Regions from separate parts of the Homo sapiens genome. Here region 2 is linked to region 1. A link is an interaction called in ENCODE POLR2A ChIA-PET data of the cell type or tissue named here. Cell type or tissue: endothelial cell of umbilical vein. All regions are shown on one strand. Each heading gives the region's core, and the rest is flanking DNA. Links, peaks and the distances in the headings are about the cores only. Region 1 overlaps FGD4 (FYVE, RhoGEF and PH domain containing 4). Region 2 overlaps FGD4 (FYVE, RhoGEF and PH domain containing 4).

Evidence for each region. ChIA-PET counts read pairs that join two places held together with the same protein. Peaks named below come from ENCODE experiments on the same cell type or tissue, not always from the same donor. Only the 100,000 strongest peaks of a DNase experiment are listed, where the experiment ranks them.
Region 2: POLR2A ChIA-PET joins it to region 1 with 5 read pairs; 3 of 35 experiments call an interaction of 5 or more read pairs at or near these places.

The regions. Positions count from the first base shown.
Region 1 is chr12:32,599,521-32,608,313 of GRCh38, forward strand. FGD4 (FYVE, RhoGEF and PH domain containing 4) reads left to right here. Exons shown (of 17, transcript NM_001370298.3): 6 at 1,758-1,903; 7 at 2,641-2,797; 8 at 8,437-8,575. Among named protein-coding and RNA genes, the nearest start is that of DNM1L, 75 kb to the right of the region's middle. In endothelial cell of umbilical vein, for the core only: no CTCF peak of the experiment used is centred there; no DNase peak of the experiment used is centred there.
Region 2 is chr12:32,482,976-32,500,715 of GRCh38, forward strand. The region is part of intron 1 of FGD4 (FYVE, RhoGEF and PH domain containing 4); the gene reads left to right. Among named protein-coding and RNA genes, the nearest start is that of FGD4, 92 kb to the left of the region's middle. In endothelial cell of umbilical vein, for the core only: no CTCF peak of the experiment used is centred there; a DNase peak (open chromatin) is centred at 7,976.

The DNA.
Region 1 (8,793 bases), core at 261-2,760:
AAAACTAAGGCATCTTTTTTTTTTTTTTTTTTTTTTTTTTTTTTGGAGATGGAGTCTGGCCCTGTCGCCCAGGCTGTAGTGCAGTGGTTTGATCTTGGCTCACTGCGACCTCCTACTCCCAGGTTCAAGCAATTCTCCTGCCTCAGCCTCCCGAGTAGCTGGAATTACAGGCATGCACCACCCACGCCCGGCTAATTTTTTCTGTCTTTAGTAGAGACGGGGTTTCACCATGTTGGCCAGGCTGGTCTTAAAGTCCTGACCTTGTGATCCTCCCACCTTGGCCTCTCAAAGTGCTGGGATTACAGGCGTGAGCCACCACGCCTGGACCCTAAGGCATCCTAATCCTGTTTCAGCAATAAAGAATAGGACAAATGGTAGATTGCCCATATAGCCTCCTTGTTAGAAGGGAAAGCTGCCATGTTAGAGTGTTACTTATAAGAATTGTCCCACTTCTGCCATTGGAAACTGGAATTTCATGGAAACAGGCAATCCTGTGCATACCTCCTTATCATTAGTTCCAGAAGTGAACCACTTGCCTGCTAGGGTGAGCCATGAGAAGCCATTTTAAGGCCTATGCTCTTTGAAAGAATGAGTTTATGGGTCACATATTCATTTTTGAAGGAATTTCACCATAAGCCAAAATCAAATGATATGAAGTTTGTACCTTTGAAACAACTTTCTTCCTTATGGGAATTACAGACCTGAAATTTTAGATATTCCCATAGTGGAGATATTTCTTTTCTCTTATCAAGTTGTGTGGTTTTCTAAAGCCAAATAACTCGTCAGCCACTGCTGCTGACCTTTTAGAATTCTAGAGTCCTAATTACTATAGTAACCTAACTATTGGAGCCTCTAAGGACATAATTTTTTGTTCTTTTTGCCTCTCAAGAAAATAGAGTGGAGGTGAATTTAGAAAATTAACAACCATCTGGACATTATGAAGGAATAGACCTCCTTCTGCCTACATGTAACAGAATGGCAATTAAGAGGTATAGTAGCCCTAGTGAAGTATAGCTAAGACTGAAGGTTTGGGTTTTTGTTTTTTGTTTTTCTTTCTTTCTTTCTTTCTTTCTTTTTTTTTTTTTTGTCTTCAAGGTACGTGTTACTATGTGTAGGAAGAGACTTTTCCCCCTACATATCAGTGTTTTACATTACTATGCATTATTATTTACTAAAAAGCAGGTAAGTATCTGAGAATTGAAATATTCCTTTGTCCATTCATTGGCCAGTTATTATGCACTTGTTCTGTTGTGGGAACTAAATCATGATGTTCCCCTTTCCCAAGGAGCATACAATTTTAATAGGAAAAATGAGACTTATGTCAGCAAACTACAATAAAGGGAAATATGTAATAAGTGAAGAAGTCTTTCGAAACATAAAGAGAAGTGAAAAATACCACAATTACTGTGTATACATAAAGTGTTTTCACATTTCCTAACTCTGGCTTATGGATAGGAAGGGTGAATTCTATTAACCTCAACTGGAAATTTTCTGGCACAGAAAAGGTGAATTATTCGCCATAATATTCCTATGGATAGGAGCATAGCCTAGATTAGAATCAAAGCTTCCTAATTCTTATTCCTGATTCTTCTAAATCAAAGCATATACTCACTCCTAAATTTCAAAGGATTCTCTTGAACTGTAAACTTTTCCATTTGCTCAATAAAAAGTTACTAAGAGCCCACTATGTGCCTAGCACAGTGCTAGGTGGTTAACCAATAAATGTGAAGTAATGCTTACATTATTCTTTTATTCAGGTATTTTATTGCAAACTGTTGGAAGAAGCAAACCGAGGCTCGTTTCCAGCAGAGATGGTGAATAAAATCTTTTCTAATATTTCATCAATAAATGCCTTCCATAGTAAATTCCTCTTGCCAGAGCTGGAGAAACGAATGCAAGAATGGTAAGAGGAGTAGATAGAAAATGATATGTTTAAGGCAGTCATGCTGTATTTTTCAGCTTTTAAATTGAAATAGAAATGCCACACACAACTGTAACTAGACATTTATGCTAAATTTTTACATTAAAGACTACTGATAGAAGTTGTGGTACAAAGGACTTCATGTCTGCTCTCCAAACTATCATTTAGCTAGTGAAGACAAGATATCGGGTAATGTGGAGCTTCAAGAATTCCGGAGCATCTCTCTTTGCTATGGCATTCTGATAGCCCCTTTAAAAAGGTGCTGCATTGTTTTCTATCAGCCTCACAGTACGGTGAATGAGATAAAGCACAGGATGTATGTAGAATGTGATTACTTCCTCTCTAGTCCTGTCAATTCACTCATTCTATAAGAAATCTTAATGTGCCGGGCGTGGTGGCTCATGCCTATAATCCCAGCACTTTAGGAGGCCAAGGCAGGCGGATCCCTTGAGCCCAGGAGTTCAAGACCAGCCTGGGCAACATGGTGACACACTATCTCTACAAAAAATACAAAAAGCTAGCCACTAGCCAGGCGTGGTGGCGCGTGCCTGTAGTCCCAGCTACTGAGAGTGCTGAAGCTGGAGGATTGATTGAACCTGGGAGGTCGAGGTTGCAGTGAGCTGTGATAATGCCACTGCACTACAGTCTGGGTGACAGAACAAGACCCTGTCTCAAAAAAAAATTTTTTTTAAAGACTTGTTTTTCTATATTTGATACAGGGAAACTACTCCTAGAATTGGAGACATCCTTCAGAAATTGGCACCATTCCTTAAGATGTATGGAGAATATGTGAAAGGATTTGATAATGCAATGGAATTGGTTAAAAACATGACAGAACGTATTCCCCAGTTCAAATCAGTGGTTGAAGAAATTCAGGTAATAGGACTGTTTTGTTCAAAGCTATGAATTACTATTTCCATACAAATTATACAGTCTTCTATATCTAAAACTGAGATCTAGAGATCTGTCTGAGATACCTAGCCAAAATTCATTCTACTCCAAATTATGCAGATCATCTCTGCAATGCTGAAATACGTATCAGTCACATGCTGCATACTAAGCAATAACTTCTCCATTTGCTTTTGAGACCAGCAGAGGATGATTTTTATTAGGGTCTACATAAATTTACAAAATGAGTTCCCATTCGGGTCTGTGTCTCTCTTGCATTCTTTCAGAGGTTAAGTTGTTGGAAGGAATATAAAGAATGATTGCTGTAAACCTTGAGATTTGGGAAACTAATCATTCTTTTTTTGTCACTTGATATCTGTGTCCTCATTTTCTTCTGTTTCACCAAACCTGAATAACATACTTTAATAATACCATAATAATTTCCACTTGATTCTCTAGTCAAAATTGTTAATGTCATATTCTTTGATACAGTTGATATTGAAAAGGCATATTTTAGATCATCTAAGATTCTTGGCATGGGAATTCTGTTGTTCCTTGACTGTCTTCTTTTGTGTCATATGAATTTTTTTAATTGTACCATTTTAATTCCTCTAATTGTCAAATGATTTTTTGAGTTATTTTCCAGTGGTTGCTTTTAGGATTATAGTATGCATCTTAATTTTTCACAATGTACTTCAGATTATACTCACCTTAATTCTTGTAAAATGTAGACACTTTGTTCCAATATAGCTCTGTTCCCTCCTCTATGCTCTGTGCTATTAGTGTCCTGTATATTAAGTTTTTATATGTTGTGAGTCTATAATACAGTGCTACAATTGTTATGGAAGGATATGAGAAAAAAATGTATCTATAAGTCTATTGTATACTATTATATTTGCCCTTTCTGGAGTAAGTTTCTTTCAGCATACATGGTTGTTCTGTCAGTCTTTGTCTGGGACTACACTTATTTTTTCTTGACTTTTGAATGAATGAAGAATGAAGTCCAGTTTAGCTAGATTGGGAATTCCTGGTATATGGGTTTTTCCTTTTTATTTTATTTATTTTTTTTTTTGGAGACGGAGTCTCGCTGCTCTGTTGCCCAGGCTGGAGTGCAGTGGCGTGATCTAGGCTCACTGCAAGCTCCGCCTCCTGGGTTTACTTAGCCATTCTCCTGCCTCAGCCTGTTGCTGGGACTACAGGCGCCTGCCACCACGCCTGGCTAATTTTTTGTATTTTTAGTAGAGATGGGGTTTCACCGTGTTAGCCGGGATGATCTCTATCTCCTGACCTTATGATCTGCCTGCCTCGGCCTCCCAAAATGCTGGGATTATAGGCGTGAGCCACCGCGCCTGGCCTTTGTTTCTATAATGTTTATTATTTTTTTTTTTTAGAGACAGGGTCTTGCTCTTGTCACCCAGGCTAGAGTGCAGTGGCCCAGTCACAGCTCACTGCAGCCTTGAACACTTGGGCTTGAGCAATCCTCCCACCGCAGCCTCTCAGGTAGCTGGGACTACAGGCATGCGCCACCACCCTGGCTAAATCTTAGAATTTTTTTATAGAAACAAGGTCTGGCTATGTTGCCCAGGCTGGTCTTGAACACCTAGACTCAGCCTCCCAGAGTGCTGGGATTACAGGCATGAGCCACTGCACTCAACCAGTATATGGAGATCCCCCCCAGCACTTTGAATATGTCATTCTCCTGCTTTCCGTCCTCTGTGGTTTGAGATGAGAAGCCAGCCATTGATTGTATTGATACTCCCATGCGTGTGATGAGTCACTTTTCTCTTGCTGCTTTCAAGATGTTCTCTGTTTTTTGGCTTTCAGCAGTTTAAATATGATGTGTCTGGGTGTGGACCTTTTTGTATTTGTCCTGGTTAGGGTTGGTTGAGCTTTTTGCATTTGTAGATTGATTTTTTTTTAATCATTTTCAGAAGTTTTCAGCCATTATTTCTTCAAATATTTTCTGTCCTTTTCACTTTCTCTTTTTTAAAATCTTTTTACTCCCATTACACAAATTTTGGTGGGTTCCTTTTGTTTGTTTTGGAAATGGTGTCTTGCTGTGTTGCCTAGGCTGGCCTTGAACTCCTGGGTTCAAATGATACTCCCAATCTTTGTTCTATTATTCAGATTGTATAATTTCTACTAGTCTTTCTTCAAGTTCCCTGATTCTTCTGTCATCTCAAATCTGCTGTTGAACCTATAGTGAATTTTTCTTTTCAATTACTGTATTTTTCACATCTACAACCACAACTTCTGGCTAGTAGAGTTATTGGCTCTCACCTCTCACTCACCTCAGGGATCTTCACTTCTACTGATGTTGTTGGGTGTGTATGTTGCCCACCACTCCAAATGAATGAGCCCTTTTCAGCCTCAGCAGAGGAGCTGCCAGTCCTCACAGTCCGTGCCACCCTGATGGCCCCTTCATAGTGACTGAGCTGGGAGAGGAACAGGAGCAGCCACAGGCTAGAATGCCACAGATTCTCACCGTTCTTACCCAAAGTTCAACAATTTTTAAAGTGTAAACAGATTTCAGGTTGTTGCATGCCTTTTAATCAATTTCTAAAATGCAAATATTGTTTTGTCAATTTTATCTAGCTTTATAGCTGCTTTTTTTTTTTTTTTTTTTGGAGTTAGAGTCTTGCTCTGTCACCCAGGCTGGAGTGCAGTGGTATGATCTCGGCTCACTGTAACCTCTGCCTCCTGGGTTCAAGCGATTCTTGTGCCTCAGCTTCCTGAGTAACTGGGATTACAGGTACATGCCACTACACCTGGTTAATTTTTGTACTTTTAGTAGAGACGGGGTTTCGCCATGTTGGCCAGGCTGGTCTCAAACTCCTGGCCTCAAATGATTCCCCCGTCTCGGCTTTCCAAAGTGCTAAAATTACAGGCAGGAGCCACTGCACCCGGCCTATCAGCTGCTTTTAACAGGGAGGATTTGCCAGTCTCTTCATTCAGCTGTAGCCAGAAGGTCTGCCTCATCCCCTTCACTCCTTTTTTTTTTTAACATTCTTTTATTTTGTAATTAAACACTCCCCTACCTTACTGAATATTGGGCTCCTGCTTTGATTTTTACTAGCTTCTTTTGCTAACTCTGAAATGTAGGCAGAGCACAAAGTTTGCCTTCTACATTCTTCTTTCTTTTCATACTTTTCAGTGATATCCTATTCCCACATGCCTTTAACTTGCCAGACAGGTTCCTCTAGGGTTGCTGTTTCTAGTCTAGTTCTCTACTCCCAAACTCTAGGTACAAACAGCTGAGCATGTGAATATCTTGTCATCCAAACAAAGTCAATATTTTCTTTTCCTATTTTTAGCTCCCAAGCATTTTTCCATCTGACTTTTTAGGCCTTACATAGAGTAGATAATTATTCTGATATGTATTGGATTTATTAGGTGACACCATTATCCTGTCATTTACCAGAGCTTGACAACTTAGCTTTATCTTTGATTTGTTACATGTCTTCATTCTCTGTATGTGTTCATTTGCCTGTGAAATAATGTATTCAAATTGCTTAGCGTAGTGCTTGTTGCATAGTAAGTGCTCACTAAATGATAGTGGCGATGGTGGTGATAGTGGTAGTTATTGTCTAGTCACACTCTGAATTCTATCTGTACAATGTCTGTCTTCTCTATATTATGATGAAATGACATGGGTTGTGAAAAGAGTGGTAGATTGGGAATCAACTAACCTAGTTTAGAATCCTAAGTCTGCTGCTTATAGTCACTTGACCTTAGGAAACGCTCCTAAATTATCTGAGCCACAGTTTCTTCATGTAAAATATTTGGGATCAGTAATACTTTCCTTGATGTACGTAATAGATTTTGGGAAAACCCAATGAGATATTTAAATTTATATAATTAATATCTTAAACTTTATTAAGGAAAGCTATTCTCTCAGCTTCTATGCCAATTTCAGGCCCTTATTATTTTCTTCCTGGTCTATAATAACAACTTCCAAACTAGTTTCCCCCGTCCCCCTAAAGCCACACTGCAGTAGATTAATCTAATAGAGCTCAGATCTAATGATACAACTGTCATGCACAAAAATCTACATTAGATGAAAAAAATCTAAACTCACCTTGACATTATTACCCATATTACCATTACTTTACGTCTTCTATTTTCCTCTACTTATTTTTTTTTTTTTGCCAAGAAAACCTCTCTGTCCCTTTCATTTAACATACTTCATGCTTCATTACTGTGGGCCTGTTCTCTCAGGTTTCTCCTCCTGGGCTCGCTCCCTAGTCTGTCTTTTTCTTCAGAGCCTGTACTTATCAGAGGTTGCATTAAATGTTCCCTTCTCTGTGAAGCCTTTAGTCACTTGTTTGCTTCAAATGCAAACACCATGTCTTAATATAGCTTTGATGCTTTGCAGTACCCTGATCATGGTGTGAATTCAGTATATACTTTAATGGGATTTCTGCTTTGTTTAACAGGAACAAGAACATTTCTTATTTTTTCATCTCTTTTGTTAACAGTTTCTTGGAAGCAAGTGATACGGTCTTAATTTTGCCCTAAGAAATGGAGCTCTATTTACAGAATTTGGTTTCTAATGAAAAAGAATGCTTTGAACTGATGAAAAAATAAAATTTTCTGACAGATAAGATGCCCAGACCTTGTTATTCTTCTATATGGAGTCTTTTTTAAGTTCAAAGGCAATGACATTTATCATAGCCTTATTATCAAATAGTTTCTGCTGAGTCCAAAGTCATTTAATACAGTTGTGCTTAGCAAACCTCATTAAATAGGCACATCTTTTGAAAAATCTATATAGAATGATTTAATAATGTGACTTCACAAACCCTTGTAGTGACTAATTGAAGTGGTTATCAGCAATCTGGAATTTTCTTGCTTAAAATTCTGCTTGATTTTTTTTCCTCCTTTCTGTTCTTACACCAGATTGGTAGTTCTCAACTTCAGTGTTATAGAAATATCAGGTGTTTTTAAATGCATATTCTCTAGCTGGGCATGGTGGCACGTGCCTATAGCTACTTGGAAGGCTGAGGTGGGAGGACTACTTGGGCCCAGGAGGCAGAGGTTGCAGTGAGATCACACCACTGTGTGCCTGGACAACATAGTGAGACTCCGTCTCAAAAAAAGAAGAAAAAAATGCATATTCTCCATCTCCTTCCCCAAAGATTGTGATGTTACAGATTGAGGTGGGGTTCAGAAATCTGTTTTCTGTTGTTGTTGTTGTTTTTTTTGAGACGGAGTCTCACTCTGTCACCCAGGCTAAGTGGCACGATCTTGGCTCACTGAAACCTCCGCCTCCCAGGTTCAAGCAATTCTCCTGCCTCAGGCTCAGCCTCCGCATAGCTGGGACTACAGGCGTGTGCCACCACGCCTGGCTAATTTTTGTATTTTTAGTAGAGGCGGGGTTTTGCCATGTTGGCCGGGCTGGTCTCAAACCCTGATCTCAGGTGATCCACCTGTCTCAGCCTCCCACAGTGCTGGGATTACAGGTGTGAGACACTGTGCCTGGCCAGAAATCTGCATTTCATGCAGGTGATGGACAGTCACACTTTGTCGAAAAATATTGCCCTTGACGAAAGTTCTGTTTTACAGTGAGTTTTTAGACTTGCTAACCTAATTTTTAAATGTTTCTTAGAAAACCTTTCTCATTACAGAAACAGAAAATCTGTGGGAGCTTAACTTTGCAGCATCACATGCTAGAACCTGTTCAGCGGATTCCCCGGTATGAGATGCTCCTTAAGGACTATCTAAGGAAATTGCCTCCTGATTCCCTGGACTGGAATGATGCTAAAAGTAAATGCTTTTTTTTTGTTTTCTCCCTATTTTGGAATAATCAAGTGGCCAAGCAGCCTTATGGTTTCAAAGAGAAATACATCTCACAGCTACTTTAGTCAAATGTTGCTGTTAGAAGATAATTTCATTGGAAATTGTTATCATCACTTCAGTTAGGCAAGTCACTTTTGAGCCAAAATGACAAGTTTAGAGCAATGCAAATCACATTAATTTTGCTG
Region 2 (17,740 bases), core at 6,590-9,089, 110 kb before region 1:
AGGAGAGCACATAGCAAGTTAAGTATACAGCTATAATTACTGATAATTTTATCAAGATACGGAATATAATGATGGTGTTAGGAAAATATAAATAGCTTAGTGTATTCTCCTTTTATGAAGCTTTATTTTTAGCCACATGATAATTTTTGTGTGTGTGTGTGGGTAGAATACTAATTTTAGCTTGTAACGAATTGGTTAAAATTGCAGTTCCTATAGCCATTCTGAAATTCAAGCATGTGTGAGTAAATTGATCAGGATCACTTGATTTAAAGCCAGTAGGGATAAATCTGTATTTTGTAAAATCTACAAGGCAGAGAATCTGTGCAGAGAACTCAGAAAAATAGCACAATCACACATCTATGGGTGCAATTTTATTTCAGTGTAATCCCTGCAACATTTTTCTACGGCTAGATCCATATAATCTCTGAATGAATAGTGAAAGGTTTAGTTGATTGTAAAGATACATAAAAATCTACAATGTACAATGCCAAATCATCAGAAAATATTCCATATAACTTTTCTTTTTCTTTGCCCTCCAAACTGCCAAAACATTGAAAAAAGAGGTCAAGAACAAAGGCCAGCATACTCATGAGGATCCTTCTGGCCCTGGTTCACAGTAGCAGTGCAGGACAGTTCCAGTTTTAGCCCATAACTCATTGGCATATGGTCAGTTTGAAGTTTCCTGCAGTACTTTTCTGAGCTAGAGAGAGGGAACCAAAAATGCTGACATCCTCATTTGACATCTTCACTCCAGCCTGTGTAAGTGCCAGCACTTCCTGTGTAAAACCTATCCTGACTGTAGAGGACACACCCAGCCCTTAGCTGACCTGGATGAGGATGATGGCTGGAATTGGTGAGGTTTGGAAAGCATTAGCCCTCAGATGGACACCACCACAGTATATGAACATACTGTGTATTACTATACCTTTCACTTCATAAAGATCAGCTTTTAAAGTTTATGAAAATAACATTTATTGACAGCAAGTGATTGTTGGAGGTAGGTTACTAGCTCTCAAAATCACCACTGCATTACAGTATTATACTAGATGATGGTGTGTTCAAGAAAGAGTTAATTATTTGGATGTATAATACCTTGGAAATTACACCAAAAAAAATCCGTTGGGAGCTCTGAAGTGTGCATATCTTGTCTGCCTCATATAGTATGGCTTTATCTTGACTGCCTTGTCAGTCTTGGCCTCAATTTTCTTATCCATGCAATGGGAGGATTTCTAAATGTCTTAAGACTTTATGATGTTAGTGTGTATTTCTCCAAGTAGTTTTCTTCATGCTTCCACTTGTTGGTTCATAAGCTGCATCAGGTGTGTGTTTTACTATACCCATCAAAATGTCCTCACCTACTCTCAAAGTGCTTTAAGGTAACATACAATTTTTAGTTTGCTATTCCATATAACATAGAAACATAATAATTTTAAGAAGTGATGTTACAAAGTTGAGCTGAGTCTAGGTATTATGGTTTGATTCTGACTACAACATCTGACTATCACATGAAAAGGGACATTTGTGTTATGTAAATGTTGAATTTACATCATGATTAATGTTTAGGTGTTTTAAAACATCTGTTATGTGATAAATTAACTAAAATACCCCTTTTTAGGCTGGGTGCAGTCACTCATGCCTGTAATCCCAGCATTTTCGGAGGCCGAGGTGGGTGGATTACCTGAGGTCAGGAGTTCAAGACCAGCCTGGCCAACATGGTGAAACCCCACCTCTACTAAAAATACAAAAATTAGCCAGACGTGCTGGTGGGCACCTGTAATCCAAGCTACTTGGGAGGCTGAGGCAGGAGAATAGCTTGAACCTGGGAGGCAGAGGTTGCAGTGAGCCAAGATCACACCACTACACTCCAGCCAGGGTGACAGAGGGATACTCTGTCTCAGAAAAAAAACAAAATAAAAATAAAAAATCCCATCTTATTTTTTAAGAAATGGCGCCTCACTCTGTCGCCCAGACTGAGGTATGGTGGTATGATAGTAGCTCACTATGTAACGTCAACCTTCTATGCTCAAGTGATCCTCCTGCCTCAGCCTGTTGAGTAGCTGGGATGACAGGCACATGCCATAACACCCAGCTAATTTTTTAAAATTTATTTTTGTAGAGATGGGGTCTCACCATGTTGCCTAGGTTGGTCTCTAATTTCTGGCCTCAAACATAAAACATTCATTTTAATCCATAATTTTACTTTATAGGCATAACAAGGATGAGAAATTTGCCTATCAATCAGTGCCTTCCTCTTTTAAAAACCTGACTTGTTTTTATATAGAAATTACTTGGGATTGCTAGGTAACCCGCATAACCATTCCTGGAAAAAAATGGAAGGCCCTTTTTTGCTTTTGGGAATATGGAGAGCTTATACACAGTTTCACTATTCAGCATTGCTTGCAGTATTTCTTACAATTTTCTGATGTCTGTCAAAAAGAATCCTCAGATCTTTTAAGACCAATTTTTTTTTTTTTTTTTTTTTTGAGACAGAGACTCGCCCTGTTGCCCAGGCTGGAGTGCAGTGGCGGGATCTGGGCTCACTGCAAGCTCCGCCTCCCAGGTTCACGCTATTCTCTTGCCTCAGCCTCCCGAGCAGCTGGGACTACAGGCGCCTGCCACCACGCCTGGCTAATTTTTTTTTTGTATTTTCAGTAGAGACGAGGTTTCACCATGTTAGCCAGGATGGTCTCGATTTCTTGACCTCGTGACCCACCCGCCTAGGCCTCCCAGAGTGCTGGGATTACAAGTGTGAGCCACTGCGCCTGACCAAGACCTATTTTTAAAGGGAAGTTTGTTATAAGCCTAAATGCCATAAATGTAATAAAGTTACATGTATTTGGCATCATACTTCCTAGTCCACCCCCGGTATTCTAGAGCTCTCTCAGTACATTTTGAAACACCTTCGTGGAATTTTGAAATGCGTTGCTTGCGTAGTTCCTTGAGCCTGCATCACTGCCAGAAGAAGACTTATGAAACAGAACTCTGTACTTCCCATTAGTTAGTTCTTTATCATGTTGAACACTAGATGTGTATGTGTCTAGTGTCTAAATACAGAATGCCTATAGTTTCTACCAACAAATTATGGATCCAAATCCTTGCTCCAGAAGCAGGAAATAGGTTAATCAGAAGATTGCTGGATGTTATGAAAAGAATCTTTTATGGGGGGCTGTGAGTATTGTTTTGCAATTGCCATTTCTGAAATATCTCAGGTTAAAACATTTGGATTTTTTCACTATGCAAAGTATACAATAGATGAGGTCACTGGTATTTCTCTTTGTTTACTGTTAAGTGATAATAATTTGTACCACGATGGAAAAATTATCGTGGATTTTCTTTAGAGTAGTTCAGTGCTGTGGTTTTAGCACAAAGGTGTGCTTTTTCTTATCTTCATGATCCAGGAACAATTACTTGAGGGAATGGCATTTCTCCCTGTGAGTTCATAGCACAGAGTGTTTCCTGAGAGTAGTGGAAGTGAGTAAGTGCAACCACTGTTGACCCTTGTCATCTCAGTCTTTTTTATTATAACCTCTTTCCTTCTACTTTTTTCACTTGTCTTCTTTCTATTTCTAATATTTAAGATTTACACTTTAGCCAGTTTCTTAAAACTTATTTGTGCACCTAATATTTTCTTGGTCATCAATTATTTGGGGATAAAAATTCCCCCTACTTCTAAAACATGAGCAAGGTACATTGGTAATTCTCAGGTTTAAGGATTTCTTGAAATAACATTATCTGATTTATTGGGATCTGAAGTATAGTTGACTTGACTAGGTACTTCTATCATTGTGGCTTAAGTGATCTTGTAGTCTTTTATATTTAACTGAAAAATCATTTTAGGTTGATGTTTTTGTTCAGAGAAACATTTTAAATTTTAAACCAATATTTTTGTTCAGTAGGAAGGAGAAAAAAATAAACATCCAAGTATAAGCTACTGTAACATTTTGAGGTGTTTTTCCTCTTTGTAGCTATTGTTTTGTGAAACTGAGGCTATACTGTTTATGGATTTTGAATTATACTTCTCCCTCTGACCCCCACCATGTATCATTAAATTATTTCAGGCTACTAAAAATTCTCAGGAAATATCCATTTCAGTTGCTCTACACTATTCTGTTACAGGTACCTTAATTAACACATCCACTATTATTAGATATTTAAAATTTTTCTAAATTCTGTTTTATAAATAATCGTGAGAAGAACATGAATTTGTAAGACTGTCTTGCAAGGTGCCTTTGGTGGGGTGGGTCTCATTGTAGTTGTATTCTTGATTTTAAGATAACAATAATAGCTTGACCTTAGATTTGTAAGCACAAACATTGAATTAGGATTTTAAACAAATGTGTTGGGCATATCTTTGTTTAAATTTATGAATATTACCCTTTTTACACTTTTACTTATATGTGACAGGCAGCGATGTGCTTGCAATTTTAAAATTTATATTGTTATTATTTGTTATTATTATTATCATTTTTTAAGAGACAGAGTCTCACTCAGCTTGTTGCCCAAGCTGGAGTATAGTGGTGTGATCTCGGCTCACTGCAACCTCTGCCTCCTGGATTTCAGTGATTGTCGTGCCTCAACCTCCCAAGAATTACAGGTGCATGTCACCACACCTGGCTAATTTTTGTGTTTTTAGTAGAGACGAGGTTTTGCCATGTTGGCCAGGCTGGTCTTGAACTCCGGACCTCAAGTGATCCACCCGCCTTTGCCTCCCAAAATGCTGGGATTACAGGCGTGAGCCACCATGCCCAGCCAATTTATATTATTTATTTATAGAAACAAGATTTTCTCACTGTGTTGCCCAGGTTGGACTTGAACTCCTGGGCTCAAGCAGTCCTCCCGCCTCAGCCTCCCGATAGCTGGGACTATGGGCAAGTTCCACCACACCCGCATTAGCCATTTTAAAAATGTGGATTCCATTGCTTTTTTCAGAGAGACAAAGTGGAATGGAAGCCATAGAACTTATTCAGATAGCTGGACCATTGAGAAAACTAATAGAGGACTTCAACTAAGGCAGGTTCTTCTATGTTCCAAGTCTTGTATGAATGAAAACTAGATCCATGCATAGGAGATAAATCAAGCATGGGCTGTGAAAATGTTGGTAACTGGAAAAACACAAATTCACAAAGCTTTTGGCTAGTTTTTCTTTGTTTTATTAGGTTATCAATTGGCCTGAGATTTTCCCGAATAATTCAGCCACAGGAAAAAAAAAAAAAAGACAGAGAAAAAGCTTTTTGTTTTTTAACATTGTGACATTGTAAAAAGTTTCTGTGTCACAGACTTGCACCAAGATAGTGTACTGACCTTTCTTGTGGAATGAATAGAACTGAGTTTAGAGTACTTTGAGTTACTTATAAATTCTTAAGTGTGCCTTCTATTTAAAACTTACAGTCATAAAGATAATAATAGAAGAGAAATAGCTAGGGTAATATGATTATACGGTCAGAATTTGGAAGTTTGAAGACTTATCTTCAAGTAATTTTAGATTAGAAAACTTGTGGGATTTTTTTTTTTGAATTTGACTTCAAGATCTCAGGGGATTTCTTTTTTTATTGACCCATTATTTGTGTTCCCCCTGTTAGCTTAGATGGTGTGATATAGGCAACAACCTGATTTTTTTTGTTTAAAAATACATTATCTGATTTTTATTAAATCCCAGATATATGTTAATGTTAAAAAATAAGTTGGCTGGGCACGGTGGCTCACGCCTGTAATCCTAGCACTTTAGGAGGCCAAGGTGGGCGGATCATGAGGTCAGGAGTTCGAGACCAGCCTGGCCAACATGGTGAAACCCCGTCTCTACTAAAAATACAAAAATTAGCTGGGCGTGGTGGCGCATGCCTGTAGTCCCAGCTACTCGGGAGGCTGAGGCAGGAGAATCGCTTGAACCCGGGAGGTGGAGGTTGCAGTGAGCCGAGATCGCACCATTGCACTTCCGCCTGGGTGACAGGGCGAGACTCTGTCTCAAAAAAGTAAAAGTGAGATTTCTTACAGAACCTATATTTTATTCTCTATGATAAGTAGTGAATATATTTATTTGTAAGACTAAAAGTAGACTCAGAATTAGTCTGAAAACCACAGTAGTACTGGTTTTTTTTACACCTGTATTTGCCTTCGTTTTCTTTTCTTTGTATTTCATGCATCTCAGCCTCTTCTCTTTTTGTATTTCATGCATCTCAGCCTATGCTTCTCTTCAGTGCGTGCCTGTAGTGCACATAAGTCTTCTAAGGATCAACTTTGTAACTGAACCAACTGGACTCCTGTCCAGGAGTTTATACCCTTCTTGGCATCTCTCCTGCCCATTTGTTTAATCTTTCCAACTCATTTGATCCTCTAGTATTAGAGCTGACAGCTGCAGTTGCATATGGAGTTCATAAAGTAGCTGAATAATAAAATGTCATGACCCAGTTCTTGTATAGTTTCACTGATGACTAAATTGGCAACTCTTTTAATATTGAAATGGGAATGATCAAGCTGTGTACTTTTCTTTGGAAGTTCACGTATATTCAATGAGTACTTTTACCTCCTATGACTTTCCATAGCAGAAATGCTACAGACTTATTTGGCAGGTCAGGTGGAACATTATCTTGATTTTATAATTATCTTGATTTTACAAGAGGAAAGTTTATGTATAAAAGGGGTTGATGATTGATTCTGAGTGATACTGTATCTGCGAACTCCTTGTATAACAGGTGCTTATTGAGCACCTATTAGACACGGTGGTTTGTGTTATATACACATTATTCCTGATCCTGAGAAGAATCTTGTAAGATAGGTGATATGACCCTATTTTTCGTGTGGAGAAAGTAAGCTCAATGAGGTTATTTTATTTATATATTAAAAAAATCAAGACTTTGGCCTATTAAAAACTTTTTTTGTCTTGTTGAGTTGTCTGAGTTCTTCATATATTCTGTATTGTCAGAATTATGAGCCAAACATGTTTTTCTCCTCTAAGGCTTTCTTTTTTATACTTGATATCCTTTGAACAGTGATGTCCAGTTTCAGTCTTTTCCTTTACAGGTAGGTCTCTGTATCCTGTTTAAAAAATTTCGCCTACCTGAAGGTCATAAAGATATTTTCCTATAGTATTTCCAGAAGCTTTACTATTTTGCCTTTCACATTTAGGTCTATGATTCATCTGGAAATGATCTGCATGTATGATGAGAAGTAGGAGTGAAGATTCTTTTTTTGTCCCATTTGGAGTGACTATCCTTTGCCCACTATATTTTAGTGGCAACTTTGTAATTCTACAGTTTTGACTAAAAATTCTGACATTTGACATTTCCAGAATCTAAACTATCTCAGATGCTTTTTGTAGTTTTTCTTAAATTGTCTCAAGCATGGACTGTGTTTTCTATTTTATCTCAGCTAGCATAGTGAGATAAAATAGAAAATATATATTGTAGGAAAAGAGATTTTTATCAGTCTTTTTTTTTTTTTTTTTGAGATAGTCTTGCTCTGTTACCCAGACTGGAGTGCAGTGCTTGGATCTCGGCTCACTGCAACCTCCACCTCCCAGGTTCAAGCGATTATATCCTGCCTCAGCCTCCTGAGTAGCTGGGACTGCAGGTGCCTGCCACCATGCCCGGCTAATTTTTGTATTTTTAGCAAAGACAGGGTTTCACCATATTGGCCAGGCTGGTCTTGAACTCCTGACCTTGTGATCCACCCACCTCGGCCTCCCAAAGTGCTGGGATTACAGGCATGAGCCACCGCGCCTAGACTTATTAGTCTTTTTTAATGGGATGACAGCAGCTGGGATGTATATATTCCTGCAAGGAAAGAAAAGGAAATGGCTTCACATTGCTGGATGGGAGCAGTATGTGTGTTGTTTCTGGGTATAATCTTCCTAGCTGCACTTTTCCCATACATTTCTTTCTACTAAAAATCATGAAAGTTTGAATTATAGTTCCTCTCACAGGATTGAAAGCAAGTATCAGAGGAGTCATCCATTCAAAACACAGTTCTTCCACTGCAGTATCCGATATGTTTTGTATGTGCGCTAGGCTGTCTTTTCATTCAGTCTACAATACAGTTCACCAGTGTGGAGACCTTTTGCCCTGCCTGATTTGTTTTGTTTTGTTTTACTCACTCTTTTCAATGACTTTTGGTTTTGGCCAGTATGAAGAGTAATGGATGTTGGAATACCTTCTGCCAGTTAAAAAAAAAAAAAAAAAACAAAAAACTATAAAATTGGAAAGGTATATAAGCATTATAGGAATATTTAGAAACAAATTATGAAGATGTAAGCTTCCACCTTAAGGAAACAATTAAACTCTAAGTAGAGAGAGAAAAGTTAAATAGCCCTACATGTACTAAAGAAAATGAATTTGCAATTTAAGATCTTCTAGTAAATAGTGCTGTGGTGTTCCCAGCCCAGGAACCACACTTTGACAATCATTGTCTTAGGCTTCTGAGGTCTACAAGCCTCCTTTAATTATCTGTGTGTGGTATAACATTCTTGGTAAATGTTTGTTGAATAGAATTGATTGTATGACATGGTACCAGGTACAGAAAGTCCCTTCCCTTGAAACACCTAATACTTGTTTTTAACCTTTTTTCGTTGGTAAGGAACTTTTGTCCTTCTCTCTAATGCATTTCAGAAAATGTATATTCCTGCTGATATGGGAAAGGTTTCATTTCTTATGTTTGTGAAACTGTATCTGAATAAGAATGCCTCAGGGTTTCCTTGGTACATATACGTCATATACATCATTATAGCCCATCATGAACATTGTGGGCTATAATGTTCCTAGGTATGCTACTTTAACTGAAAATCTTAAATCCTGTTTTATAAGTTAAACCAAAAATAACACTGATCCTCTTTCTAGCAATGGCAATTTGTTATTTTGCTCTGGGGGCAGTGGAAGGGTAGACTGGATTACGTCTCTGCATGCCTTTGCCTTTTCCCTGGCATTATAGTTCCTTCAAATACTGTGTTGTCCATTTTTAAAAGAAAAGAACCAAATTATAGCATCCCAATTGCTTGTTAACATTCATGAGTTTTATCCAGCATGAATCAGTATTCAGCTGATGGTTGAAATTTTTCTAAAGTGAACAGCATTTTGGAGACTATTAAAAGCCTTTTTAGAAAGTCAGATAGTGACTCTGGACAATGAATTAGCTTAACCTGTAGGAGGAAACTGTACATCAGCTGAGAGGTCTTCTTTGAATCAGGTGGCAAGCCTTCTTGGGCAGAGTGTTTATTTAAAGAAACTTGAAATGAATGTATTGACATTTATTGGGCTGTTACAGAAATTAGGTTCATAAACAGTGCCAACCTCTATGAAATAAAAGTTAATTAAGTGGCTTAATTACACATCAAAGTCCCCTTTTAACCCCAACTACCTGGCATGATTGAGAAATATGAAGCAGACTCTTCTGTCAAAATCATTTCATAAAATTTGTTACAGAGTACAATATTCAGAAAAACCCTGATTCTGATATGTGTCACACAATAACTTTCAGAAATGCACCAAAATGCTGATTGTGATTATGTCTACATAGTGGTTTTATAGTGGATTTTAATTTCTTCTTTATATCAAAACAATTGATGTTAGTTGCAACTCATATTTTAAGTATACTTACAAATATGTTCAACAGTGTGTATTTGAAATTGCTATAGTTTATTATAAAAGTGTTAAAGCAGGATGTACAATATGCTGCTTTATAAACATAATATATTTGTGATATATTCATGTGTAGAGGTATATGAATGTATACCAAAATGATGGGAAAAGATATCATCAGGAGTCATCTCTAGATGATGGGAAATAAGCTACGTTGGTTATATTTTTGGTTATTTCTCTTATTTTTTTTTGGTATAAAACCTTAATTCCTAGTTCATAGAGTTTTTTAAAAAGCAATCTCAGCAAGCATGGGAATCAGTATTTCTTCTAGCTTTAGTAAAGGTGAAAAGCTGGTGCTGCCCGCACCTTGGACAGCCTTGCTTTCCAGGAACAGACAGTGAAGGTGGAACAGCCTCTAAGAGAATGTAGTTGGATGCTTATGGACTGGACAGCTATTATGGACACCCAGGCCTGCTGACTCTTTTTCAGTTTTCAAGGTGAAAACTCTGGTCTGAGGTCATTGCATAGGGTTGGGATTTAGATGACTGCCATTTAGGTCACGAGATGTCTGGGTCACAGCCAGGAAGGTGGAAATCTAGCATCAAAGTCACTGGGCAGTCACCGTCCAGCTACCTGGCAATATAGCAGAGAAATAGGGAGATACAGAAAAAAGGGTTTTTGTTTTGTTTTCTTTTCCTTAGTTTTTTAAATGTTTCACCTGATTTCCAGTTTTGCTAAGAATGGACTTCTCTTTCAAGTTTCTTCAGAAAGCATGGAGAAAGTCAGTGACCTCTGCAGGGTCCTCATTGTTTCCCAGGCTGTCACGCCACTTTCCTTTGAGCCCTACTCTGTTGTCCTGGAGAAGGTGTGGTAATCTGATGAGCCAGGGTCATTAGTCCTGAGACACAGGCTTACTGCCTGGCAGCTCATCAGGACTAGAAAGCATTCTTGCTGCTTGACCTGCTTCAGACACTTGCCACCCACCTCCACTCCATTAGCTCAGATGTGTCAGTGACCCAGGTGCACGGTTACTTCCTGAATAACCAACAGTGGTGTAGCCCAGGCTTAGCGTTATCTTCATGCCTAGCCGTTTTTTATTTGTTCTTTCAGCAAAGATTTAATGAGCACCTACTGCATGCCAGACACTGGAGATTTCTTGGTAAACAAGACAAAGCCCCCTGTCCTTATGGATTTTACCTTTTAAGGTAGGAGCCAGAAATTAAAGTGAGTGAAAAAGAAACGTTCAATATAATGTTGGGCAGTGATACCTTAAACAACAAACAAGCCATTGGAATAGATAGAAAGTGACAGAGGTAGGAATAGTACTCCTATTTTCGATAGGGTGGTGGGGAAGGAAACACTCACCTGAGGAAGTGGCGTTCAGCAGATTTGAATGAAGTGCACTGTAGAAACAAGAGGAAGATCTGGAAGAAAATGTCTTAGGTAGAGGGAACTGCAGATGTAAAGGGTCTGAGGCAGGAATGAGCTTTTGTAGTCAAACTTCGTCAGGGAAGTGTTTTCTAAGAGTTGATCTAGCTATGTTGCCCAGGCTGGAGTGCAGTGGTGTGATCAATGCAGCTTCAAATTCCTGTGCTCAGGCAATCCTCCTGCCTCAACCTTGCGAGTAGCTAGGACTACAGGTGTGTGCCACCACACCCAGCTAACTTTTTAATTTTATTTTATTTTATTTTTGTAGAGATGAGATCTCGCTATGTTGTCCAGGCTAGTCTTGAACTCTGGTCTTGCATTTCTCCCTCCTTGGCCTCCCAGAGGTGCTGGGATTTCGCAAAGAACTGTTAAAATACCTACACAGCTGTTCAATGGACCAATTTATGAGGGATGGTGAGGTCTTTTACCCACCTCCAGCCGTATAATCAGTAAAATATTATTTAGTTTGCTTTCTTATTTACAGAGATTAAGAGCTTCTAGCCATTCAGTGGGATTCCATGTCTGAACTGATAATTTTATATTTTAAAAGTGAATTGCTGTGCAGTAATACCTAAACACATTTACTGGTGATACCTGTTTTTATGAACATCTGTTCAGTGAACATTTATTGATCTTACCTGATTGATTGGATGTGATGGAGGAGACAGCAGGACACAGAGTTGCTTAAGTGTTCAGAGTCCTAGAGAATCAGGAGAGTTGGTTGTGAGAAGGCCAGGGAGGAAAGGTCAAGAAAGAGGGCATGGTTGGCACCCAAGAGGGCCCAGGATGCAAGAACTGAACCCAACCTGTGGGTTTGGAGCTGAGATGTCACTGCTGGCCTTACTGGGAGCAGTGCCAGTTGAGTGCTTGGTCTGACAGATGTGGCTGAGGAGTGAATAAGAGGTGAGAAGTGACTAGACCTCCCACCCTTTTGAGAAGCATGAAAGAGCAAGAAAGGAATGAGCATAGACAGCTTGACAGTAATGTGAGTGGAGCCAAGAGGTTTTTTTGTAAGAGGCTTCTGTGTTCTTGTTTTTTCATGTCAGGAAGTCAATTGTTTGTCATTCTGTCTTCACAGAATTAACAGTTGCCCCCACCCCCATTTTTAAACATGTTTAATACTTCTTACAGCTGCATAGTTTCCAGATATTCAAAGAGGTTTCACCTGCATGATCTCATTGATCTTCCTGAGAGGATGGTACCAAATATTATGCCTGTTTATTTCTTAGAGGAAGGCCTCAAAGCTCAGAGATTGTGGCTTAGAAATCACCCTGCTAACAAGTTGTTTTGTCACATACTCTACCTAGCCCAGAGTTTGTGAACCTATATTCACAGCATTAACTAATCATGATTCGCCCCATATTTCACTGGTTATGCTTTGGTTATCTTAGAAAAGAACCCAGGGCATTTATGAGGTAAAACTTGCAGGGCAGATTGCTTTTCAGGGCTGGGCACGGTGGCTCACGCCTGTAATCCCAGCACTTTGGGAGGCTGAGGCGGGCAGATCACGAGGTCAGGAGATCGAGACCATCCTGGCTAACACAGCGAAACCCGTCTCTACTAAAAAATACAGAAAATTAGCCAGGCGTGGTGGCGGGCACCTGTAGTCCCAGCTACTTGGGAGGCTGAGGCAGGAGAATGTTGTGAGCCCGGGAGGCAGAGCTTGCAGTGAGCCGAGATCGCACCACTGCACTCCAGCCTGGGCCACAGAGAGAGACTCTGTTTCAAAAAAAAAAAAAAAAAGAAGCTTTTCAGAATCCCCTCCACTACCTCCTTCCATATCCTCCTGCACACACACATTGATCTCACCCGCCTTGCATATCACTGCTGCATATCTATTTGTGTGCGTGCATGTGTGCACACATGCTTCACCTACCGTGCATACACAGCCTTGCTGCACACAAAACCTCAAATTCAGTTACCTTCAAATGTCATAATTAGATACACCCCAGTCCTAGTCTCAAGGGACCCTTGCCCACAAACCTTGGCCACCCTCTCTTTTTAATACTTTATTCTTTCTGGGGTTTGGGCTTGGGGTAGAAAAGTAAAGTTAGGATTGATTTTAAAAGATCAGATGAGAGGTCATAAATAAATCCCTGGTATCAACAATAAACATTCAACTGATCATTACATTTTTGCTGAATTTGCTTTGTCTCTTCAAAAATGCAACCCTGTAGAACTTGAGTGAAACAGTTTTTGTTTAACTTTGACCTAAAGCTATAGTTGTTTGCATGCTTTGGTCCTTTAGGATATTTTTTGAGCAGCAAGGATTAACCATTCAGCATCGGGTTTTATCAGCACAAAACTTGAATTATCATAGTTTTTATTCTGGCCTGATCTCAGACCAAAAATACGAAGAGAAGGTTCATAATGTTGATAATTTATTAGCTTTTGCAGAATGTCTGTGTGATGTATCTTTGCTGTTTACCTGGTACTATACATCTATTTTATCTTGTTAGCTCCTCTCCCCAACCCCCTACAACAAGAGTTAAAAGTCTTTATTTCTTATACATATCAAAAACTCATCAAGAAAAAGGGGTAGCATATGCTTTTATTGTCTGTGGAGTTTAGAATGGAACTTTGCATATTATAGAAGTCTCATTTATAGAACATTGTTTATTATTAGCCCTTTTCCTATTTTACACTCCACACGTATTTTAGATTTGTTAATGTAATTAATACATAAACATAAATATACATATGTCCTACATATGTCCTTGTAGAGTCTTCACTTTCATATATTTCAGAAATTTTCTTAAGGAAAGAAGAATTAAAATATCTAGATTCCAATTATCTATGAATCACTTTTTGAAAAAAAATATGGATAAGAATTAAGAGTGTGGAAGGCAGGGCCTAGGTGCTTGTGTAATTTCCTCCCACCTTTGTTTTAGAATCGATATTAAGGATTTGGAAGGATAGGGAATATTACTGTAATGAAAACAGTAACAAACAATCTAATGATGTGAATAACTAAATCTCATTATTCTTATTTGACTAAGACACAATTATCTTTCAAATTTTAATTGAAAATATCCCTGGGGCATTGGTAGATCTGGGTGAGTTTTTTGATGGTTGGACTTGAATAGAAAAGGGCTAAAAATATAAGACCTCCTCACATAGACTTTCCTAGTCAATGTTGGTTGTTTTTTTGGCAGTGTATACTTGGGCAAGTCCTGGAACAACAAGTACTTCTCTGAAATGCTAACCACATGAGAGGAATGATGGGCCACTAAAAAAGTTTCCATCAAATTAGGCTTTAGATTCTTAACCTTAACCCCTTGCAAACTGGGCAGAAAAGTTCAATTTATTAATATTTCAATGCATTTTATCTTCCTTATAAAGTACTCTGTACCCTGCAAATACATTTTTGCTCTAAATCACTTTCATGAAACGAATTATAAAAACCCCATTAAATTAAAACAAAAAGTTTCATAGAATATTAACCAAAAATGCAAAATTATTGGTAATATATAGAAAATATCTAAGGAGATACCACCTCTTTATAGATACTGTATTTTGTGGTTTCAATGGTTAGCTCTGCTGTTTAGGCTTTTTGGGTTCACTGATATGTTTGATCCCCGATTAGGAGAGGTAATTTGAGTCTGTTTCATAGTCACAGGCACCGCTAACAATATCTGGTCAATTTATAATACAAACCATTTGTCAAGAAGGAGTTTCGGAAAGCACGGAAAGAGAACATGGAAATACAAGTAAAACCAGTAGCAGAGCTCCTGGCATTTTTACTAAAAGTACATCCTAAATTGTGTGCCGTTGTGCAGGTACAATTGCCATTTCAACTGGTACTTGAACAATACCTCCTGCTCGAGCCTTTCAGTCATGCCACACGTAAGGGTAGTACGCAGATGTATGTTATTTTAAATTTTAATATGCTGTTTCCTTCTGGAAAATAAATGTTTCTTGTCTTTGCTACTTCAGCCTTTTTTCTTCTTCTCGACTCAGTGAGACTCTCCTCTAACGTTTATTCTCATAATTTTAGAGCTGAAGAGACCTTTGGAGATGCTCTAAGCCAGCATCCTCCTTTTGTGACTGAAGAGCACAGGACCAGACAGAGTAAATGGCTTGCCTGTGTCATAGGGCTGGCTAAACAGGAACTAGAGTCTAGGTTTCTGAATTTATAATTAGGGAGTTGTCGTTGGACTTTGTAGAGGCTAAGGGCTTAAACACATAACTCCCAAAATATGTGCCTAGGCGCTTTGGGTATCACTGCCAACTCACAGGGGTGCTGTCTGCAGAGTATTTAAAAATTTCAAGGGAAAAATGGCAACATCTATCAAATACTATGCAAACTCCTACCTCTAGACAGTTCCCTTTTAAAAAATATTTGATTGCAGTATATTTCTATTGATAGAGGCATATTTTTGCAAAGTCGAGGGTTTGGTGGGTACTGTGATAACAAGCTGGTGAAAATGAAAGTGGGAGAGGAAATGAGGTTTGTGATATTTAGTAGGATCCTATGGTATGAGAGGTTGGCAGGGTACACCCACATCCCATTAGTAAGTAGTGGGAGTGATTTAAGAATAGAATAAAAATACTATTTTTTCTTGAAATAATTATTTGTTATATTCTCAAATGGTGCTAAATTGCTGGGTCAAAGGTAGTTATTGGTTTTTTGTTTGTTTGTTTGTTTGTTTGTTTGAGACAGAGTCTCTGTCGCCCAGGCTGGAGTGCAGTGATGCGATCTTGGCTTACTGCAACCACTGCCTCCTGGGTTCAAGCGATTCTCCCACTTCAGCCTCCCAAATACTTGGACCACAGGCGCACACCACCATGCCCAGCTAATTTTTGTATTTTTAGTAGAGACAGGGTTTCACCATGTTGGTCAGGCTGGTCTCGAACTCCTGACCTCGTGATCCGCCTGCCTTGGCCTCCCAAAGTGCTGGGATTACAGGCGTGAGCCACCACACCCAACAGTTATTAGTTTTTTTGTACCAAACCACTTAATCAATGGAACTCTAAGGAATTGCTCCTGCCCCGGGGCACTGTGCAGAAGTTACAGAGATGCTCAGATTTGAAAAGTTTGGGAACCTCTGACTGCCTGGGTAAAACCTCTTACAAAAGGAAAGAGAAAGGAGGAGTAACGGCAAATGGAATTAGGCATATTCAGCTGCGAAGGGAAATGGAACAACATTCCCAAGGTTATTCCATCTCTGCCTAGCTGGCACAATGGCTGCAACAGCAGATATTCAAGGCAAAGTTGCCGCCTGCGCAGTATTTGAGGAAGATAAATTATCAGGCTCCTGCTTCCAAAGCGGTTTTATCTTAAGAACCTTTATGGGGATTGTTGACTGTTGGTCACATGCCCTACCACTTAGGTTTCAGGCCCTATAATTAGATTCCGGGCAGTGTGGTTTGAGGGGATACTATAATGAAGACAATATCAGAACACTTGGAGGTGAACTTGGAGCTCCAGAGGACATTACTATTCCTTACTCACCTTTCATAGATCTGCCTTTATTTTTCTTGTCTGAGTCATTTTTTCCCATGGAGTCAATTCTCTAAAAACTGTGAGCCAATTCTTTTTAGTTTTTTTATTGTCTCACTTGTTTGTAGATCTTCCCAAGAACATGGTGGAGTGAACATTAAAAAATATGTATAAGAGGAGTAAATATATTTTTAGAAGATTATAAAGTTATAATTTGGAAACTGGAGAAAGAAAATAAGTCCAATATTTCTTCCTCACAGGTACTCTGAAAATTCTGAAGCCTAGGTAAGCCTGGCCTTTTGTTCCTGAGAATCTCTTCTCTGCCGGGCAAGGTGGCTCATGCCTGTAATCCCAACATTTTGGGAGGCTGAGGCAGGTGGATCACTTGAGCTCAGGAGTTCGAGACCACCTCTGCCAGCATGGCGAAACTCCGTCTGTACTAAAAATACAAAAAAATTAGCTGGGTGTGGTGGCACATGCCTGTAGTCCCAACTACTTGAGGGGCTGAGGCAGGAGGATTGCTTGAGCCTGAAAGGTTGAGGCTGCAGTGAGCCAAGATCGTGAGCATGGGTGACAAAGTGAGACCCTATCTCCAAGAAAAAAACAAAAAAATCTTGTATATCATTGCAAATGCATACTGTTTATTCGTAGTGGGTATTCAGTTTTGTATTCTGTTTTTCCTCCCACTTCTGGGAGGTGGTGTAGCGCAATGACTTAGATCCAAGCTTTGGTCTCAGACAAATGAGGTTCTCGTTCCAACGGTGAGACCAAGGGCAAAGAGCATAAGTTCTGAATCTCAGCTCTATACCTAAAAAATGAAGATAATAATACCTACTTCATAGGCCCTGTGAGGTTTATATGAAATATTTGTAAAGTGTTTATTATAGTGTCTAGCACATACTAGGGACCAGTAAACAGTACTTGTTAATAGAAACATTTCCCCTTTGCCACATAGTCTTTCTGACCTTATTTTATTTTATTTTTATTTTATTTTATTTTATTTTATTTTATTTTATTTTATTTTATTTTATTTTATTTTGAGACGAAGTCTCACTCTGTTACCCAGGCTGGAGTGCAGTGGCGCAATCTTGGCTCATTGCAACCTCCGCCTCCCAGGTTCAAGAGATTCTCCTGCCTCAGCCTCCCTAGTAGCTGGGACTACAGGCGCCCGCCACCATGCCCGGCTAATTTTTGTATTTTTAGTAGAGACGGGATTTCACCGTGTTAGCCAGGATGGTTTCGAGATCCTGACCTTGTGATCCACCTGCCTCAGCCTCCCAAAGTGCTGGGATTACAGGCGTGA